5 separate regions of the Homo sapiens genome follow, and regions 2, 3, 4 and 5 are each linked to region 1. A link is a contact called in ENCODE Hi-C or POLR2A ChIA-PET data. All regions are on one chromosome and are shown on one strand. Each heading gives the region's core, a stretch centred on a gene start or an enhancer-like site at or near the end of the contact. The rest is flanking DNA. Distances are from core to core; before and after follow the strand shown.

Region 1 (2,700 bases), core at 131-2,630:
CACAAAGAGAACAGTAACTTCCAGCTTTATCTATAAAATACCAGAAAACCCAAATCACTTTGTATTATTTCTCTTCGCCGTCTCAAAATAAAACCTTTGAAAGAGACACACAACAAAACAACGTCTCTTGGTTCCTTTGTCCCCAGCAGAGGAGAGGGAAGAGAACTGGGAACTCATTAAGGTAAAGAGCCCCAAACATGCAAGATAAGAAATAAATGACATCCGATCTGCAATCAATCATCAAAGAAAGTCACCATCACTTCATCTTCATCCCTCCCTTCTCCCCTGCAGCTCAAATAACGTGAGTATAGACGAGATGATCAGGATCATATGGACCTGGACAAAGCTTTGTGGAGGCAGCGGGCGGGTAGCAGTTAACTGGCTGCAGCCGGCAAAGAACCCGAGATTCCGGCTGCAGGAGACTCCGACAGAGGTCTGCAAAAGTGCGAGTGGCAGGGGCCGCCCGGCTGTTGAGAATGCGGAGCAGCGGCGGCGGCGGCGGCGCGGTCAAGTCCACAGCGCCCGGGGAAGTTGCTGGCCGAGCGCGACACGCCGCAGAGCGCGGGCCCTCCATGTCACCGTCGCCAGCACAGACCCTCCTGCTCGCCCCTCCCCCGCCGCGCACCCCGGGCGGCGGCGACATGACAGCGGGTCGCGCCGCACAAGGGCGCCCGCCCCCTCCTGGCCCTCTCCCCGGGCTCCCCAGCGGCCGCGGCCGGTTCTCACCTTGGGTGGCGAACGGCGACGAGCCGCTGACCGGCGAGCCGGGGGCAGGGACGGGTGGCGGGGTCTCGGCCGAGCCCAGCATGGGCGCGGGCAGCATGAGGTAGCGCTGGGGCGCGGGCAGGCAGCGCTGGCAGAAAGAGTGCAGGCAGGGCAGCAGCTTGGGCGCCCGGCTCTGGATGTTCTGGTGGCACACGGCGCAAGTGTCCAACAGGTTGAGCCGGGCCGCCTCGCCGCCGCGCTCCGAGTCCGGGCCCTGCCGACTCTCGGCCTCGTTCTCCCCGCTCGGCGCCGCCGAGGGCCCCCCGGAGGCCGCAGCCGAGGCCGCTGCCGCCGCCGCCACCGCCTTCTCCACCGCCACCTCCATTGTCCTGCCCTTGCCGCCGCCGGGGAAGCGAGAGCGCGGTCTCCGCCCGCCGCCCCCGACGACCTCCTCCTCCTCCTGCGGCTGCTCCTCAGAGGCCGCTCGGTGGACTCGCGGCAGCGCCAGCGAGGGAGGGAAAGCAAACCGGGCGGGGGAAGCCTCCTCAGGCCCACGGGATCCGCCTCCCGAGTGGCGCGGCCGGAAGGAGGGTATCTGTCAGCGGAGACCGTTCCTCGCACCGGGGAGGCTGCACCCCGTCCGCTTCGCCAACCGCCGAGGCGCTCGTGGAATACGCCCAGCCCGCCCTTGCCTCCCCGCCTTTCTCTTCATCCCCCTGGCCCACCTCAGGCCCCGCCCCCGCCCCCGCCCTCCCTCTCCCAGCAACTGAGGCTTCGGTGTGGAGCGCGCCGCCCAATAGCGGCCGCGCCTGGCGAGGGGGCGGGACCTGTTGGAGCCCGCGAGGCTCCGTCGGCCGCGGCGGGAGGTTGGGAAGTGGGAGGTGCTTGCCCAGCCCCGCCCCCTCCGGACGCCTGAAATCGCGGCTTCTGATTGGGCCTTTGTGTATGTTTCCTCCTCTGAAAAGATTAAGGGTTCATTTGTTAACGACCATCCGCCTGATTCGGTCCGCGGTGTTAGCTCCTCCTAGGGGGCGGGACCTCACTTGTCTACTCAATGCCGTTAATTAAGTAACTGCTTGGAAAACTGATTTCATTACTGGAGACCTGGTCTTGTAGGAGGAGTAAATATGGTCGGAGGGTCACAGGAGGAAGGAGTGGAGGTACTGAAGAGCAAACAAGGAAATAATTTTTTAAAATACTGTGTGAAAGAGGTACTCTGGAGGCAGCAGGGATATTGCAACCTAATTTTACTCATCTCTAGAATGAATGAGTATGAAGAATAAGGGGGGGAAGTTCTCGTGCAAGTTGGAAATTTTTAAAGGGTTTCCCCAATGAAAAAGGTGAAATTAATTTTTAAAGTCAGTGATTTGCTTTTTAAGTGACTAAAAGTGGTTCGTTTTCCCAGGAATTAATACAGATTGACAAATGTTTTTATTGCATAAATATAGCATCATTAAGCAAAAATAAACCTCAATACTGTTACCCAAATAATTCATAACTTCAGGATTCTTTTGTATTTCCTCCCTCCCTCTTATTTTATTCCCTCCCTCCCTCCCTCACCTCTCTACGCTGATATCAGAAGTTACGCACATTTTTCACTCAAAAAATGGCGCAGCTTTTAAGGAACTTGAAGAATAGAAACGGAATGAAGGAAACAAGATTTTGTAACACGTAACTTTAAGAAGTATTTACCTTTTTTTTTTTTTTTTGTCAATACTAATGAAGCGGTACTGGACTTTAGAGAAAGATGGAGTGGGTCATGAAAGGCTTTGCTAAAATCACAGTTTTCCTGGAGGACTATATGGGATGGCAATGGGGGAGGGCTAGGCAACGTAGCCTTCCTTCAAGACCTTGCCCTTAAACACAACCTCCGTAGGCCTCAAGTGAGAGGTTCTTTTACTTAATCACAAGACATTCAACAGCTCTTCCCGCCTCCCCCACCCATTGGTTCCTGTTTAAGCTTGGGATTTTTTGTTTGTTTGTTTTTTTGCATGG
Region 2 (2,700 bases), core at 1-2,500, 610 kb after region 1:
ATACCGTATAAAAAGAGGGCTTCATACTTGCTAGTTGTTTTAATTTTTATTATTACTTTTCCTCGCTGCACATGGAAATGTCTTTACCTTTGTCTTATTATAAGGTACATACGAGGAGAGTTACAGAACATGGGTGTTAGAAGAGATTTGACATATCTGTTCATTTTCCTAATTTTAGTGATGAGAAAATAAAGGGAAAGAAAGCAATTTAGATTTTTGCCAGTATTACAATTCTTTGTTCACGGGCACACCACGCCAGCCTGAAACTGTTCATTGGTCTGGTTCTCTTACCACCTCGTATATGTAGGTTTATAGTTTGGTTACGAACACCACCTTGTCTTAACCATAGATAGTTCCTGTGTTTGCCGACAGCAGCGATTTCTTGTGTGGAAACCCCTAATTTGGGAAACAATCTGTTTTAAACACTTTGTAGCACATCACTCAAACCGCACAGTTTTCGATAATCTTAGAAACAAAAACTGGGGTTGAGGCGGACAGTTAAATTCTGCAGACACCACAAGCTTGGATTCGTTTCAGCAGTCGGTCCTAAGTGGTTTGAAGCCCCTTCCGGGATGCCTCTTCTTATACGAACAACGCAGCGGCGCCAGGCGCCAGGGTCCTCACTTCTGCCTCCTGGATTTCCTCCGCCTTTCTGCTTCACCGAGGGCCCTGTGATCCGATTCCATCGAATTAACCGCTGTTTACCGAGGGTCTGCTGCGCCTAAGGAAGGCACCGGGCGACGAGCAAGGCGGGGACGCAGTTTGGGGACGCAGGGGTCCGGGCCCCAGTCCAGAGACAGGAGGTCGGCGCTTCGACTTGGCACCCGCCGACGAATTCACTCCAAGGTTCCCACTGGCGGAGCTCCTGCTACCTCCCCCCTCCCCTAAATGCAGCTCCCGCTACCTTCCCGCGCCCAGGGGCTGCTGCCTGAGCCCAGCTCTGCTCACTGGAGGGCGGCGGTGGAGAGGGTGCTGGCCCAGCGTCGGCAGCTGGGCTCAGGACCAAGGTGGGCGCCCGCCGGTCCTGGTCCCCCCAGCCTCACGGTGCAGGACCCAGGGCGCGGCCACTCGAGTTCCCCGGACGCTCTCCTTCCTGATGCTCGCTGTCCCTGCCCTGGCGTCCCCAGCCCGGGGTCGCAGCCTGTCCTCCTCTCTCTCCCCCTCCGCCGCAGCCCGTCGCCTCCGGGCAGAGTTCATGTTCAGCTTGGGCTTTCGCTCGGGATTTAGGAAGAGGCCGGCGGGGCTGGAGGGTGCGGGCCGGCGCGGGAGGGCGCGGGAGGCGGGGAGCGGCGGCCTCTGATTGGCCGGGGCGGGGGAGTGAGCGGAGTTTCCCACAATGCCCCGGTGCGGTGCAGCCGCGGATGGATGCTGCGGGAAGGGGCTGCCATTTGCTGCCCCTGCCAGCGGCGCGCGGACCTGCCCGCGCTCCTGCAGCCGCCGCCGCCGCCGCCGCCAGCCCGCCCGGCCCCTGCAGCGGCGCCGCCTGCGCTCCCTCCGCGGCCGCCGGAGCGGGCGCCATGAACCCCAGCTCCTCGGCGGGAGAGGAGAAAGGGGCGACGGGCGGCAGCAGCAGCAGCGGAAGCGGCGCCGGGAGCTGCTGCCTGGGCGCCGAGGGCGGCGCGGACCCGCGGGGCGCAGGGTCAGCCGCGGCGGCGGGGGCCGCTGCCCTGGACGAGCCCGCGGCCGCCGGCCAGAAGGAGAAGGACGAAGCGCTGGAGGAGAAGCTGAGGAACTTAACTTTCCGGAAGCAGGTCTCGTACAGGTAGGTGCGGGGAGCCGGCAGCCGAGACAGGTGCGCCGCGGCGGGAGACCCACTCTTCTACCCAGCAAGGGGCGCTTCCGCGGAGTTGGGCACCTCTCTGTTTCCACGCCTCTCCTTCCCCCTTTCCCCCTCTCCTCCCGGGGATGTCTGTCTTCTCCCCATCCTATCATTCCAGGCTGGAGGGCAGCAACGCCTGCTTTCCCCTGTGGCAGGAGAGAAGCACTGGGTCCCTAAGGTCAGAGCAACAGAAATTTTGTCTGTGTGTGTGTGTGTGTGTGTGTGTGTGTGTGTGTGTGTGTGAGAGAGAGAGAGAGAGAGAGAGAGAGAAAGAGAGAGAGAGAAAGGGTTGCAGACTCAGTGATGCTTAGTTTTCTTAAGAGAAGTCGTCAAAGTTGCCCCTAAGCAGGTGTCATCTTCAACCACCCTTCCCCCACCTTCCAGATTTCGCTGGATGAACCTTTGGCACTAACTTGACAGCTGAGATCACTCCGACAGGCAGAAAAGAATAGCACTACACTGAAGAGAAATCCTTATGGAAGTTGGACCTGCCTCGAAATCCCCCATGAAGGAAGAGTGGGTTTATGTCTGTAGATGCGCCACTGGTTATGGGGGCTCCATGCCTGCGTGCTCCTTGCCTCTCTCCTGGCTGGAGGAGGGTGTGGGGAGCCCGCTGGCAAGCTAGGGGTGAAGGTGAGAGTGGGGACCATATTTGCACCTAAGGATGAGTGTATGTGTAAGACAAGGACAGTGTGGGATCAATGGCCTTTAAATTAGGATAAAAGATAACCCCACATTGTATTAGAATCCAACAACGAGGAATTAGGATTTATTAAGGTCTCTCTCACCCCTCCCTTCCGCAGGCAAGAATAAAGACATTGACAGGTTTGGAGAGTTGTTGACACTAACCCTACTGCTTATCGATGTTAAAGGTCGAGGTG
Region 3 (2,700 bases), core at 178-2,677, 560 kb after region 1:
AAGTGATTCTCCTGCCTCAGCCTCCTGAGCAGCTGGGACTACAGGCACGCGCCACCACGTCCGGCTAATTTTTGTATTTTTTTTTTTTTTAGTAGAGATGGGGTTTCACCATGTTGGCCAGGATGGTCTCAATCTCCTGACCTCATGATCCGCCCCCACCTTGGCCTCCCAAAATGCTGGAATTACAGGTCTGAGCCACTGCTCCGGCTGCAAATCATTGTTTTTTAAATTAGTTTTTTAAAATTAGCTAGTTTATTAATTGCATTTCAAACCCATTTTACAAAAATTGTAACGGTACCAAGTTGATAAATTCCTCTAGCACTTGCTGTGCCCAGTGCTATTTTAAGCACTTTACAGCTATGAACTCATTTAGCCCTATGAGATGCCATTATTATCATCCTCACTATATAGAGGAGGTAACTGAAACTCGGAAAGTCTAGGTGATTTGTCCAAGGTCACACAGTAACCGCTAAAGCTGCATTTGAACCCAGGCAGTCTGGCTCTGGAGCCTGGATGTGGGAGGAGTATATGGAGGTTTATGCCTGGCTCATATGCAAGAGAAAGGGGTGAAAGTGCAGGGTTAAGAAACTGGCTTTTGGGGAGTTTCATCCAGAATGTATGTGTTCATGTGCACACATGATACATACCTGTGCTGTGACAATTATTTCTTAGAGACTCCTGTCACCCTGAGTGTTAGAGATCCAACAAATTAAGCAGAGAAAAATGGACTTACTGGGTAAACAAAAATTTAATCAGATTAAGGGTCAGTGTTAATGCCCAGTAACAATTGTGCAAATATTAAGGGATCAGTTTAAATCTCTTTGCATGTTATTTGATAATAACAAATGAATTTAATTCCCGTTTCCTGATGCTTCATGGTTTGTTGCTCAAAAAGCCAGCTAATATAGACATAAGCTAAAACTACCGCCAGTGGGATCCCCCTGAAATTTTCTCTGCATTTCTGGGAATGTGTGCTCAGATAGCAGTCAGGGGCAGTTCACCCCAAGTGCTCTGTAAGACAGACTGCCCAAAGGGAGGAAGTGCCACCAACTTAGTGTGGCATTACCTTGATCTCATGAGGCAAGGGAGCTGGTTTCACTGCTTGCCTTTGGCCGTTAGTCTGCTGGGGCTTCCTCTGTTTTTATCTCCACTTCCTCTCCCTGGGGGGATTGCCTGAGGCGGCTCTGTTTCTCTGGATCCTGCTCCCCGAGCCAGCATATGTATGCATGTTTTTAGCATCCTGAGCCGATAGGCGTTCCCGGCACCCATCCTGGCACTTGCTTCCGCAGCAGCCCCATGTTCATGGGTGGGTGGGACAAATCCTGGCCAAGAATTGGCGAAAAGGGGAAGAGCAAAGACCTCCTTGGAGTTTGTGTTCAGGTTTCGTCCTCTACAGGCTCCGTGTCAGGCCTTCCCTGGGCCACATGGGGGCAGCAGAGGCACAGCAGGGATGTGCTGGGGCGAAGTCCGGGTGTGTGAGGGAGAAGGACCGACCCCACTACCTTGCCTGGGAAGTCTCTCCTCTCCTCTGCAGGTGGACTGTGCTGCGTGTTCCTTCCTTCCTTCCTTCCTTCCTTCCTTCCTTCCTTCCTTCCTTCCTTCCTTCCTTCCTTCCTTCCTTCCTTCTCTTTCCTTTTTCTTCCTTTTCTTTCTTTCTCTTTCTTTTTCTTTCTTTCTTTTTTCTTCCTTTCTTCCTTCCCTTCCTTCCTTTCCCCTTCTCCTTCCTTTCTCCCTCCTTCCTTCCTTCCTTCCTTCCTTCCTTTCCTTCTTTCCTTTGTTCCTCCCTCCCTCCCTCCCTCCTTCCACATTTTTATTTTTGTTTGCTTGTTTGAATCAGATATCCAAATAAGGTCCATGTGTTCAAACTGTTTGATATGTCCATTACATATCTTTTTGTCTGTAAGTTCTCTTGCATGTCTTTGCTGTTATTTAGTAAAGGCCGAGTCAGTTGTCCTGTAGAGTCTTCCTGGTCTTAGTTTACCTGTAATGTCCTTGTGGTGTCCGTTAGCACAGTCCTTCGTCCACTACAGACTCTACTTTGTTTGGTTTTGGTTTTTGGTAAGAATTCTTCATAGGTTCCACTACATGCCTCCATCAGAAGGAACATAAAAATTGGTTATTCGGTTCTCCACAATGTATACTTATTGGCTAGAGAGATCAATACATTAGGGGTTTGAAAGTAGCCTTATAGAATTCTATCATTTCTCCTCCAGTTATTAGCAGAATATTTTTCTAAAGCAAGACTCTTCATCGTTAATGAACATGGGTACACAAGTAACCATGAGATGCTGATTTCATTGTCTTTGGGTATATACCAGCAGAGGGATTGCTGGGTTATATGCTAGTTCTATTTTTAATATTTTGAGGAACCTCTACACTGTTTTTCATAATGGTTTTACTAATTTACATTCCCACTAACAGTGTGGAAGGGTTCCCTTTTCTCCACACCATTGCCAACACTTTTCGCGCCTTGTCTTTTTTATAATGATAGTACTAACAGATGTGAAGTGATATCATGTAGGGTTTTGATTTACGTTTCTCTGATGACTAGTGTCAGTGAGCACCTATTCATATACCAGTTGACCATTTTTATGTTTTCTTTAGAGACATGTCTATTCAGATTCTTTGCCCATTTTTTAAAATTGGTTGTTTTTGATATTGAGTTGTATGAGTTCCTCATATGTTTTTAATATTAACCCC
Region 4 (2,700 bases), core at 81-2,580, 770 kb before region 1:
AACTAACCCACTTCTCCATTCCTAAAGTGGGATCCTTAGTCTCTGAAAACCTTTAATTATTCTTAAATTCCCTTCGATTAAGAAAAATATCACAGGCACGCAAGCACACCTCAGCAGCCACGGCGCCCAGCAAAACAAACAGTGATGAGGATGAGGATGATACGAGAGGGGTTACACAATCTCTGCTTCAGACTGGGGGGCGTGTCCCCCAAGGTTTTCTCTTCCTTTCTACTGGAACGACAGCTGTAGCGCCACAGGGAGAACCCAGCCACACGGCCTGCAGGGCCCCAGGATTTTGTGTGGGGAGCAGAAAGGAAAGAAGGAAAATCTGAGGTTCCGAAAGGTGCACAAGAAAACGAGCTCGGCGCGGCGTTGGGAGCGAGTGCCGGGGGTTTGGGGATTCGGCGCAGCCGGGTGAGAGCCTCGGCCACCCTGGGGAGTGGAGAAAGCAGCGCTCACCGCCCCGTCCACCCGCTCGGCCCCGGCCCCCCGCACCCCACCCTCGGGGCGACCCGGACGCGCTCGGTGGGCGTCCCAAGGTGCAAACCAGCTGGGGAAGGCGGCGGGTCCTGAGGCTCCCGGGGTCTGGGGCAGGAGGGAAGAATCTTCTGTACCCGTTGTTCTCCGCACAGCAGCAGCTCCGGGTAACTGAACTCCACGCAGCTCTCGTCGGTGGGGTCCTTAAGCACCAGCTCCAGGCGCACCGTCTCCCTCGGCGGCCGCGGCGGCTGCTCAGCCCGGGAAGCCGACTCCCGCGGCGGGGGCGGCTGCAAGGGCAGCGGCGGGAACGGCGGCGGCGGCTCGGGCCGCGGGGGCTCCCGCTGCAGCGACATGGGCGGCTCGGCGCGGCTGACCTCGCGCTGGGGGAGCGGCTTCTCCCGCGACGGGGGCTGCGCGTCCGAGCGGGGGGCAGGCTCCCGCGGGGCCGGCGGCTCCGCCCGGGCCGGCTCGCGGTACGGCTGCGGCTCCAGCCGGGGGGGCTCGCGGGGGTACTCGGGCTCACGCTCGGGCCCCGGGTACTCGGCCTCGCGCCGCCGCACCGGTGACAAGCTAATGAACGCTACTCTGCGCGGCTCCGCCATCCCCACTGTTCTGGCCCTCCGCTTTTGCTCGAGCCGGCGCTCGCTTCTACGGCGCGCTGCGTGCCTGCCCGCCCTTCCTCTTGCTCTCTGTCGCTTTTCTTCCCTCCACCACCCTCAGCCGTCTCCGCCGGCGCCACGGTGAGTGCGGACCGTGTCCCCTTCCCCGCTACTACGTTCTGATGGGCTTCACCGCCATCGCCAGGGTCGCCGCGGCCGCCATGTTGGATCCCCCACATAAATAGAAGCAGGCCGCTGAGCGGGCGCATGCGCACAGAGGAGACGCTCGCGTCCACTGTCGTGGCTGTTGCTCAGTTTTCCTCTTTTCCTCCCAACAGTCTGGAGTCCAGACAGGTCGGCGGAAGTGACGACATGGCTCGGCCTGTTTCCGTGGAAACGGAGACGCCGTCTGCACCCTTCCTCAAAGGGAGGGTTCTGGGGTTTCCCGAGCAGTTTACTATTCGCACCCGGAAACCAGAGGCGCTCCAGGAGCTTCCCGGGGCTAGCATCGGGATGGGACTGAGACCGACCTAGCCATTGGCGCCGGGTCTCCCGTGCTGGGTTCAAGGGAATTGGGGTTGTTAGCTGATTATTCAAGGCGGACTCTGGGCAAGGGTAGAGAGACGCGCCAGCCGTTGTGCCTGCCCGCCCTGTGTCCCCGTAGCCTTAAGTATCGAGGGAAAAAAGGAAGTGCCCAGCTTCAGCCAGACTAGCCCCAGCGGCTTCCCTCCCGAAAGCGCAGGCCTCCCCTTCCTCGACCTACTCCGGTTTCCCTCGCCCGGCCGCAGTGGGCGTTGCGTGGGGCAGGGTCATTAAATGTTCAATAACGCTTTGCAGTTGGAAAATTAACAAGCAGATGAGGAGTTCTGGGCTCATTCAGAAGGCCTAAACTGCTGAAATCATAGAAAACTTCTTAAGAGGGTTTAGTGGTATTTCAGGAAACGTACTGTTTATGAGAATGCTAAAGGACCCATTTCAGGATGGGGAAGGAATTGATTGGGCACGCCCCATAGGCTCACTTGTAATTAATTAATTGGAAGTCGGGTTTAAAAGGATAAGAATTACTGGCCATTTTAATCCATTGAATAAAAAGTAAATTTGAGGGCTCGCCCTTCACATCCTGAAGGGAATCCAAGCCTTCTGTTAATTGCATTAACTATTGAAAGCTCTTTTATTAAGTCAGTGTGACGTCATTGACAAATTCTGAGAGGGTTCCGTTTTTTCCTCTCCTGTTATTACTTTCCCTACTTGGACGAAGATGGTGATGAAATCTATGATTCCAAAGGTCTCTCCCAGCTCTAAAACCCTATCTTTTCTACTCGGCGCCATGTTTTACCTACATTATCTCCTTCCCTATTGCTCCTTTTCTGATTCTGAATTCGGGTCTCATTTTTAGATTGCCTTAGTGATACTTAAATGACCTTTCTGCCTTCAGTCTCTGTTCCCACCAGTCTTGAGACGGGGTCATATTAATGTCTCTAAAAGAGTTTTTATTATATCGTTCTCTGTTCTGGCTGCAACTTACCTACAAACTGAGTTCTATGTATGTATACTCATATTCAATATCCTCCACAATTTAGCTCAGAGACTGCAAACTGGTGGTCTGTGGGCCAAATCCTTC
Region 5 (2,700 bases), core at 166-2,665, 900 kb before region 1:
TGCCTAAAGAAGCAACACATAAAAACTACCAAGGATTTTGCTGTGTTAAGAAAGTAATGAACTAGACCTTTCCTACATATTTGAATGTATTTAAGTTGAATTTGAGAGTACATTACTAATTAACATCACCAAAAAAGCAACAGCATTTCATCATTTTATTTAGAAATTCTCTTTATGACAAAGGATAATCCAGCAATTAAGGGCTCTCTATACAGATTCTAAACTAAACGCCTGAAAGGATCTTTGTTCTCCTCTATTCTACTTCACTGGGTACCAAATTTTCAAAATCGTTCTGTTAGGGACATGCAACATTTGTCAATATTTACTGAACAAAGCCTCTATTAAATTGTCTAACAAAATGGAGGTCTCTCGGAAAAACAGGCCATAACATGTTCCTTCTCACAAAATGGGGCCAAACACACCCACTTAAGAAACCATGGTTTGGGTCAGATTTTCCATAAAAATGGTTGTTTCTGTGGGGCTCGAGGGTGCATCTCTGAGACTGGGTTAGTAATAAAGGTTTCCTCCTGACCCAGGAAGAGGAGGGGGAAGCTTCTCTCTAGGTACTCTGGAGGACGGCGGCGAGGGATGATCCCAAAGCTCTGGGTTAAGGAATTATATCGGGGGTGGAGGCCTTAGCTTTCCGCAGGTACCTAACCAGCGACAAAACGGGCCCCCCAACTACGCAACAGAGACGCGGGCTCTCCCGTCTCAGCCAAGTCAACATTAAAAGCACAAACTCTCCTTTCTGCCTCCAGGCCCCGCCTCACCCCATTGGCAGCAGTTCCCGCCAATCCGCATGGTCACCGCCCCCCCTGCCCGCCTGCCGAGCCCTGATTGGATGGGACGGGGGACGGGGACCTCGTGTTACCAATCTGGGAGCCCCTTACTCAGCCACACGCGCGCGCCCAGGTGCGCCCTCGGAACCCCTTCCCTTCGCCGTCCCCGTCCCCTCCCCCACCCCCAGGGCCCTGGCAGAGACTTACCGTCCCGGGAGGTGCCCATCAACTGGTCCAGCATCGCGCGCATCTGGGCCTGCGCCGACATGGCGGCGGCGTAGCGGGCGGACGGGCGGGGGTGGGGCGCAGACCGGGCCCTTTTGGGCTGGGGGATAAGGGGAAGGGATGGGGGAAGGTGCGCTGCTGTCTCGGTGGCCGCCGCCGCCTCGAGGCGTGCGGAAAGGGAGCCGGAGGGGTTGCGGGAAGAGTCCGGACTGCGCTCCTCACGACGACGTGTACGTGGAAGACGACAGCCCCCGACAGCGACCCTCGTGCCCTCACTCTCCGTCCGGTTCTTGGGACAGAAGCGACACGGGCCAAGCAAGCTCTCGCCTTCAACACCGCCACCCGCCAGAAGCCGTCAACCCCCCCTCAAGCTCTGACGCCGCTCGCCGCCACCGTCGCCACGACGGGAGCGCGCACGCTCCTCGCGCTCAGTCGTTTCCCGCGGGGGCTCCACCAACTGGCGTCCAGCTGTATCACTCCGCCCGCCCCGCCCGAGTGGAGTTCCACCCTAACGGCTCTGGGCGCGTGCACGCGCGCTCCTCCCGCCCCTTTACCCCGGATCTCGCGATACTCTGGTTCCTTAACTGACTGTGCAAGCCGGATCCGCCCCGAGGCGCCAAACCTTACATTACATTCCCTCCCGGCTGTAGGGCTGGCGGCTAAGGCTGCGCTGCCCGCGGTGATGGCGATTCAGACCCAAATTAGCAAAATGCGCTAGAGGTTAGCCTGGGCGGAAAGTAAGTAGAGACCATGCCCATCGTCGACCGGACTGCGGTCAGCCTCCTTGGCGTCTGAGGTGGGCGTGCTCGGGGCGAACGCCCGCCCCGAGTGGCGTGGACGCGTCCTGGTTCTCGTGCGCCTTTCCCGGCCGGGAGCAGGCCTGTCTCGCCGCCGCCGGGGCCGCGTTCCTTCCGCTGCGTGGGGCTTTAAGGCTCCTCGGCTGGGAAGTGTCAACTTCAGGAGAAAGCGCCCGAAAGCAGTACCCTAGGAAACAGGCGCGCCGACCCATTCGGATTCATCTTTACCTACAAGGTCGCGGGCGGCTTAGTCTGAATGTGAAACCATAAAAACTCAGCGTATTCTCAGCTACTGGGGAGGCGATCTCGGGGAGCAGGGAGCCAGCGGCGCTGGCCGCAGGGAAGCCTGGATTCTGAAGCCCGGCCCGTGACTGGGGCCTTGGCTTCAGTTCTACCCCTCGTAGGGCTGGTGGAGGTGGTCACACGTCTGCTATGGCGTGGCTGTTAGAACAAACTGGAATAAAATACTTAGCCCTGAGCCTTTCCCTGGTGTTTCTAAAAACTGTTTTAGTAAAATATTAATTCCTTGCCGGGCGCGGTGGCTCACGCCTGTAAACCCCGCACTTTGGGAGGCCAAGGGAGGTGGATTGCCTGAGGTCAGGAGTTCAAGATCAGCCTGGCCAACATGGTGAAACCCTGTCTCTACTAAAAATATAAAAATTAGCCGGGCGTGATGGCGGGCGCCTCCCCAGCTACTCGGGAGGCTGAGGCAGGAGAATCGTTTGAACCCGGGAGACGGAGGTTGCAGTGAGTCGAGATGACGCCACTGCGCTGCAACCTGCGCGACAGAGCGAGACTTCTAAAAAAAAAAATTCCTTAAGTAAGACATAGGTCAGTGTGCAGGAAGAAAGGTTGCTTAAAAAGAAATCTAAAACTGTAAGAAAAATGAATGAGTTAAT

Evidence for each region. A loop is a pair of places that touch in the nucleus more often than their neighbours do. ChIA-PET counts read pairs that join two places held with the same protein, here RNA polymerase II (POLR2A). Pooled maps may share reads with other maps.
Region 2: a pooled map shows a loop between it and region 1 (2.3-fold over the local background). The contact joins the promoter of DGKI here to the promoter of TRIM24 in region 1. A Hi-C loop is called at or near these places in 1 of 50 pooled maps. POLR2A ChIA-PET finds 5 or more read pairs at or near these places in 2 of 52 experiments (H1 and WTC11).
Region 3: a loop to region 1 is called in a map of B cell, with 4 times the contacts of the local background. The contact joins the enhancer-like site here to the promoter of TRIM24 in region 1. A Hi-C loop is called at or near these places in 7 of 168 maps with a recorded cell type or tissue (B cell, CD4-positive, alpha-beta T cell, CD4-positive, alpha-beta memory T cell and 4 more), 9 of 37 single-sample maps with no recorded cell type and 21 of 50 pooled maps. POLR2A ChIA-PET finds 5 or more read pairs at or near these places in 3 of 52 experiments (H1, HepG2 and WTC11).
Region 4: a loop to region 1 is called in a map of ascending aorta, with 19 times the contacts of the local background. The contact joins the promoter of UBN2 here to the promoter of TRIM24 in region 1. A Hi-C loop is called at or near these places in 4 of 168 maps with a recorded cell type or tissue (CD4-positive, alpha-beta T cell, CD8-positive, alpha-beta T cell and ascending aorta), 3 of 37 single-sample maps with no recorded cell type and 21 of 50 pooled maps.
Region 5: a loop to region 1 is called in a map of CD8-positive, alpha-beta T cell, with 11 times the contacts of the local background. The contact joins the promoter of LUC7L2 here to the promoter of TRIM24 in region 1. A Hi-C loop is called at or near these places in 4 of 168 maps with a recorded cell type or tissue (CD4-positive, alpha-beta memory T cell, CD8-positive, alpha-beta T cell and naive thymus-derived CD4-positive, alpha-beta T cell), 4 of 37 single-sample maps with no recorded cell type and 17 of 50 pooled maps. POLR2A ChIA-PET finds 5 or more read pairs at or near these places in 2 of 52 experiments (CD4-positive, alpha-beta T cell and T-cell).

Annotation. Positions count from the first base shown.
Region 1 is chr7:138,458,939-138,461,638 of GRCh38, reverse strand. TRIM24 (tripartite motif containing 24) reads right to left here and starts at 1,380. Exons shown (of 19, transcript NM_015905.3): 1 at 727-1,380. The coding sequence starts at 1,090. RefSeq lists silencers at 509-988, 1,019-1,268, 1,329-1,718 and enhancers at 1,229-2,011, 2,415-2,700.
Region 2 is chr7:137,845,524-137,848,223 of GRCh38, reverse strand. It overlaps DGKI (diacylglycerol kinase iota), which reads left to right and starts at 1,250. Exons shown (of 33, transcript NM_001321708.2): 1 at 1,250-1,762. The coding sequence starts at 1,362. RefSeq lists silencers at 447-741, 1,226-1,275 and an enhancer at 1,910-2,411.
Region 3 is chr7:137,898,023-137,900,722 of GRCh38, reverse strand. The region is part of intron 8 of CREB3L2 (cAMP responsive element binding protein 3 like 2); the gene reads left to right. Among named protein-coding and RNA genes, the nearest start is that of DGKI, 52 kb to the right of the region's middle. RefSeq lists enhancers at 635-1,351, 1,283-1,352. Within about 2 kb of position 1,427, at least 20 of the 41 ENCODE cell types and tissues checked have a DNase peak (open chromatin) inside an H3K27ac peak, as active enhancers do; they include B cell and GM12878, where a contact is called at or near this core.
Region 4 is chr7:139,229,867-139,232,566 of GRCh38, reverse strand. It overlaps UBN2 (ubinuclein 2), which reads right to left and starts at 1,330. Exons shown (of 18, transcript NM_173569.4): 1 at 615-1,330. The coding sequence starts at 1,082. RefSeq lists silencers at 114-373, 320-539, 750-999 and enhancers at 1,170-1,309, 1,390-1,549.
Region 5 is chr7:139,358,609-139,361,308 of GRCh38, reverse strand. It overlaps LUC7L2 (LUC7 like 2, pre-mRNA splicing factor), which reads right to left and starts at 1,415. Exons shown (of 10, transcript NM_016019.5): 1 at 987-1,415. The coding sequence starts at 1,047. The region is part of intron 2 of FMC1-LUC7L2 (FMC1-LUC7L2 readthrough); the gene reads right to left. RefSeq lists a silencer at 721-1,150 and enhancers at 1,381-1,430, 2,151-2,280.